2 separate regions of the Mus musculus genome follow, and region 2 is linked to region 1. A link is a contact called in ENCODE POLR2A ChIA-PET data. All regions are on one chromosome and are shown on one strand. Each heading gives the region's core, a stretch centred on a gene start or an enhancer-like site at or near the end of the contact. The rest is flanking DNA. Distances are from core to core; before and after follow the strand shown. Region 1 holds the start of Smarcd3 (SWI/SNF related, matrix associated, actin dependent regulator of chromatin, subfamily d, member 3). Region 2 holds the start of Nub1 (negative regulator of ubiquitin-like proteins 1).

Region 1 (2,700 bases), core at 138-2,637:
TCCTTATCCTGACCCATGAAGACATTCTGAAGGGCCAAAGGTTAGGGTCCCTCGGTGCAATGGGTCTTGAGGGCTCAAATTGTATGTGTTCCCACAAGTTCCCTCAGGCATTGTCCCTCTCTCAGCGGCAGCCCCAGCTAGCCCATAAACCTGACCCTTGATTGTCCTGAAACCCGCGGACTCCTCCTTCAGAAGGTGGGGACAGGCGTGGCTTGTGGAATGGGCGGAGCTTGGGCTCAACCTAGGGATCTCAGGATTTGTCCCCTCCTTTCTGTTCTTCCTCCCCTCCAGGGATGGCCAGTTCTATCCACACTGTCCCATTTAGGGTTTCCTCGTCTTCCTACCCCACACTCCTGCTTTCTCTTCGGTTCTGGGGCGGACTTCACCAATCCCGAGCTCTCTGGGTCTCCGCGCCAAAGCCATCAAGCCCTGCTTGCCTCACCCTTTCCTCCTACCCACCCAAGTACCCACCCTGGATCCGCGCCATTCCTCACAATGTACTCCTCCTGTTCTCATGAGTCCAGTCCATGTCCCCTTTTCGGAAATATTTCCCCTATTGCCCTCACTTTCTCGCACAGAGACAAACAAAGACTCACAAGCCCAGAAATAGACTCCAACAGAGCTGAAAGACACAGGCCGTGTCCTGCCCCGCACGCACGCGCGCAGGCTCGGCGGCTCTTGTGAAGGGAAGCACACAGACTGGGCGTTTGTCAGTGCACGCACATAAACATCCACACCCACAGCCTCTGCGCCGTGCCACAAAAGGGTGCAGACACACGGTGTGCGAGACAAGGGCACACACATCTGCGGGCGCCCGGGAGCCCGCCTAGCCCGGCACACCCACCGCGCTGGCCCTGGGACAGGAGCAAGGCCTGCTTCGGGCTCGGGTTCCCCCCCAGATTCCTTCCAGCAAATGTTTCCCTACTTGGCCTGCCTGGTCCCAGGGGAAAGGGCCTCAGAAATGCTGCAGGAGCCACTTGGGGGAAAAAAGTTGGAACTGTCTGTTCCCTGCCTGGCCATGTCGGCGAATTCCCTAACCGAGAAACTATTTGTGGCGAGGGCAGAGTGGCTGGCGAGCCCCTTGTCACCTCCCGTGGTGTTCCCTCCCCGAGCCGCCACCGATGGGCCCCGGGCGGCCTGGGCGCAGCGCAGCTGCCCATCGCGCAGCCTCCGGGCAGATCGGCTCGTCTCGCCGCTTCTGTGCGCCGCTTGGACCACGCGGAGTGCACAGGAGGGCCGCTCCGTCCCCGGCGCGTCGCAGGCAGACCCCGGGCCGCCGGACTATTTCTGTCTTATCAGTGCAGGAATGCGGCAGCCGCGGCGGCGGCGGCGGCGGGCGGGCGGCGGCGGCGGCGTGGGCCGTGGGCCGTCAGGGCAGCCCTGAAGGGGCCCCCTCCCCACTCCGCTCGAGTAGAAGTGTGAGAGAGCCCAGCAGGACTCAGAGGGGAGAGTTGGAGGAAAAAAAAGGCAGAAAAGGGAAAGAAAGAGGAAGAGAGAGAGAGAGTGAGAGGAGCCGCTGAGCCCACCCCGATGGCCGCGGACGAAGTTGCCGGAGGGGCGCGCAAAGCCACGAAAAGCAAACTTTTTGAGTTTCTGGTCCATGGGGTGGTGAGTGGGGGAAAGTTAGCGGGGGAGGGTGAGCGAGCTGGCTCGGGCTGAATGGAGGGATGATCGGGAGGGGCCGCCGGCGCGCTCCGGCTCTCCCACCCCTTTGGTTGAGGGGCGCACGGTCACGGCCCAACCCTGGGACCTTGCGGGCGCCCTGGCATCCGAACACGTCGCCAAGCGGTCGGCTGGGGATGGGCGCGCGGCGGCCGGGAAGAGAGGCGTCGGCTTGGGTTCTTCTCAGGGGCAAGGGGTGGGATGTGGGCACCGTGCCTCCCCCAAGAGGGGGGTCCCCTCTGTAACTGACATGTCTCACATTCTTTTACTGGTGGGCTCAGGTGTTACCCCTGCCCTGGGGGTGGGGGTGGGGTGGTGACTCGAACACACAGCTAGGGCAGGGCTGCCTGTTGTCCCTGTTCATCCTTTGGGACAGGGTCACTCCGACTAGGTCTGAGCAGCTAGGAGCAGGTGACCTAAGAGCAAAAGCTCTCTGCTGAACAACCTCTGCATCCTAGCAGGAGGGCCTTGAGGACTTGGCCCTGCTGTCAGAGCTGAGAAGGGTCTACTTGTGAGACCTCAAGTTAAGCAGTCAGAAGATCTCCTTGGCAGGCTCAGCCACCAGAAGTTGATGACCTTAACACCTCAAAGGTGTGAAGGAGGGGCAGGAGTTGGGGACATGAGGCCTAGAAACCAAAGGGATAGTACTATACCGTTCTAACACACACACACACACACACTCACACACTCACGAAGACATGTGAGGAGTCTGAGGGTACCCAGGAACCTATTGAGGTGGAGAGCCTGCTGTGAGGAGCTCTAAGCCTGGGCATATGGAGGGAAGAGTCAGTCATATTTACTATGGCCAAATTTGGTTGTGACTCCAGGAAGCACCATTTCAGTGAGAGGCAAGGGCCCCCAGAATCTGACCCTTATGAGGCTGTTACTGATGGCAGGCTCCTGGGGGCCCCTAGAAGCCTTCTTCTCAGGGCCTCATTAGACCCAACAGTATCAGTGGCCTTGATGAATAGGAGAGTGGCTGATAGGGAAGAGGGCTTCTCTGTGGCAGCCTGTTCTCTAGCCATAGGGATCTCTGGG
Region 2 (2,700 bases), core at 35-2,534, 84 kb before region 1:
TGCTAGGTCTGCATCACGTAATATTTATTTATTTATTTATTTAGGTTTTTTGAGACAGGGTTTCTCTGTATAGCCCTGGCTGTCCTGGAACTCACTTTGTAGACCAGGCTGGCCTCGAACTCGGAAATCCCCCGCCTCTGCCTTCCAAGTGCTGGGATTAAAGGCGTGCGCCACCACGCCCGACTAAGTTTTTTTGTTTTTGTTTTGTTTTTTTTAAAACCATGACAGAGTCTCACTACTCAGCTCTGTCCTGGAACTTACTATGTAGACCAGGCTGGACTTGAACTCACAGAGATCACCTGATCATCTCTGCCTCCTAAATGCTGGGGCTAAAGGTATGCCATGCCCAGATTAACATAAAGATTTAATGTTGAACAAAATTAAACCACCGGCTTGATTATAGTTTTGCTCGCCTTTAGCGAATTCCAGGACAACCAGAGCTACATAGTGAGTCACCATCTCAAAAAAATTAATTAATTAAATTAAACCACTGTATTCAAACCTATGAAAATCCAGTTACAGGTACCAGAATGACATGTGTTAGGTCAAAAGGAAGAAAATCTAACAGCCCAGTTTTCAATTTTAATTGGAGAACTGTTTCATGTGTGTTGCTGGGCGTTCCAACGCAGAAAACACGTAAATCATCAAGATCAGCGCTCTGAACCGAAAGTGAAACCTTAGGCATCAATGTTGAAAATACCACTTTCACTTGTAGATCAATCGAGATTGCATACAACCTTACGCACATTCAACACGTTCCCTCTCGGGGAAATGACATGCCATTAGGGCCTCCTATTTAAAAGCAAGGGAAGGAGGCGAGGACAAGTGTGGGTCCAGAAAGCTTGCGTTCTCACACCCCGCGTTCCGCTGTCAGCCCCGGCAGTCAGCTCATCCAAACTCAAGCTGCTGGCTGGTGTCCATCCCTTCCCCTCCGCCCCGCCGCGACCCCCTCCCGCTTCCGCCCCAGCCCGCCTCGCCGCGTCCGCCTGGCCGCTCCTGCCCACCGAGCCCACGGCCGCCCCGGCCGCGCTACCAGGCCCAGGCCCAAGGCCCGGTCGCTGCCGCAGCCGTCTCACCTGCGCCACTGCCGAGCCAGCTGCGACCTGCCGAGTGCCCGGATGCGGCAAAGGCCGCCGTTTGTTTTCATTCCGGGTGAGGCCGGCCCCGCCCCCGGCTCCGCCCCCTCGCGCTGTCCGGAAGGCCGGTCGAGGACCGGAGCTGCATGGAAGGGTGGGGCCAAGGGGCTTGAAGGGCGATCTGAAGCATCGAACGGAAGGAAGCCCTGAAAACGCGGCTGTGGGCGGGGCTAGTATTTAATGGGCGGGGCTGATATGGGGCGGGACAACAGAGTAGATGGAAATAGGGAGAGTGTAGCTAGGGCGGGGCTGACGTGTAAGGGGGAAGAGAGACAAAGTGGTTGGGGCGAGGGCCGCGCTGAGGGTCAGGCGATCTGTGGGCGGGGCTGGTAGTTTGCGGTGGAGCGGATGTGGGACCGGGCGAGGAGGAAGATGGAGGCAAGGGCCGACTGTAGGTGGAGCTGTTAGGTGGAAAGGCAAGGCTAAAACTGGTCAAAAGCGGTGGGAGGGGGTCTGCTGTGCAGGGGGAAGAGGCGTGGTGAGGAATGGAAGTGAGGCAATGCTAGTCTTCAATCACGAGGTCTTCGGACCACTCCCAGACCGAGTTTTTCAGAGTCAGAGGAAAATGAGTCTGCCTTTATTTATTCCCCAAAAGCCTTGACAGAGCAAGACCTGTTTTCCTGAACCTTTTCTCGTCTTCCCTCTACTAGGCCTAGGGGATCCCCTAGACTAAAGGATTCTCACACTACCCTCCACAATCCCACCAGGATCCCCGCTCATGGTGAAGTTAGGTACGCTACCCATGCCTCCCTCCAGCGGCTACTCCCACCATGAGTACAGTAGATAGAGACATCTGCTTTGCTCAGCGCTGTGAAAAATGCATGTGCCCTTATGTCTATGTAAGGGAACAATCCAAACGGGCATAAAAAAATGAAGACGCCGGGCAGTGGTGGCGCACGCCTTTAATTCCAGCACTTGGAAGGCAGAGGCGGGGGATTTCTGAGCTCGAGGCCAGCCTGGTCTACAGAGTGAGTTCCGGAAAGCCAGGGCTAAACAGAGAAACCCTGTCTCAAAAAGACCAAAAACCAAAAACCAAAAAAAAAAAAAAAAAAAAAGGCCTTTTTTTTTTTAAATACTATGAGAAAAGAAACAATGCTCTGGTGTTGAGCCCCATCTTGCTGCAGACTGTGAGAGGAGGCCTGAGCAAGCCTGCAGGAGCCTAAGCAACCAGGAACCCCAGCGAGGAGTTTGCCAATTGCCAGCCTGCCAGTGAAGCTAGATCCATCATTCAACACCCGCTTCCCACACACGTACTGGAGAACCCAGAGCAGGCCTGCTTAGTCAGTCCAAAAATGCCTGGCCTCACTGTGAATCAGGAACTAAACAAATTGTTATTATGATAAGGATCAGATTTGCAAGTTGTTTGTTATGCCCTCCAAACTGACAAAGCTTTCAGAACCAAACAAAAGAAAGTGACTGTAAACCCAAGAAAACTGTATCTGTAGATAACTGTTTCCACTCTAAGGAAATTGATTAGTTCCAGCACAATCACGACTATATAGAGAAACCCTGTCTCAAAAAACAAAGAAACAAAGAAACAAAAAACTGCCAGGCGTGGTGGCGC

What was found. ChIA-PET counts read pairs that join two places held with the same protein, here RNA polymerase II (POLR2A).
Region 2: POLR2A ChIA-PET joins it to region 1 with 41 read pairs in Patski. The contact joins the promoter of Nub1 here to the promoter of Smarcd3 in region 1. POLR2A ChIA-PET finds 5 or more read pairs at or near these places in 4 of 5 experiments (Patski and embryonic stem cell).

What each region holds. Positions count from the first base shown.
Region 1 is chr5:24,600,689-24,603,388 of GRCm38, reverse strand. Smarcd3 (SWI/SNF related, matrix associated, actin dependent regulator of chromatin, subfamily d, member 3) reads left to right here and starts at 1,387. Exons shown (of 13, transcript NM_025891.3): 1 at 1,387-1,608. The coding sequence starts at 1,531.
Region 2 is chr5:24,684,399-24,687,098 of GRCm38, reverse strand. It overlaps Nub1 (negative regulator of ubiquitin-like proteins 1), which reads right to left and starts at 1,284. Exons shown (of 15, transcript NM_016736.3): 1 at 1,077-1,284.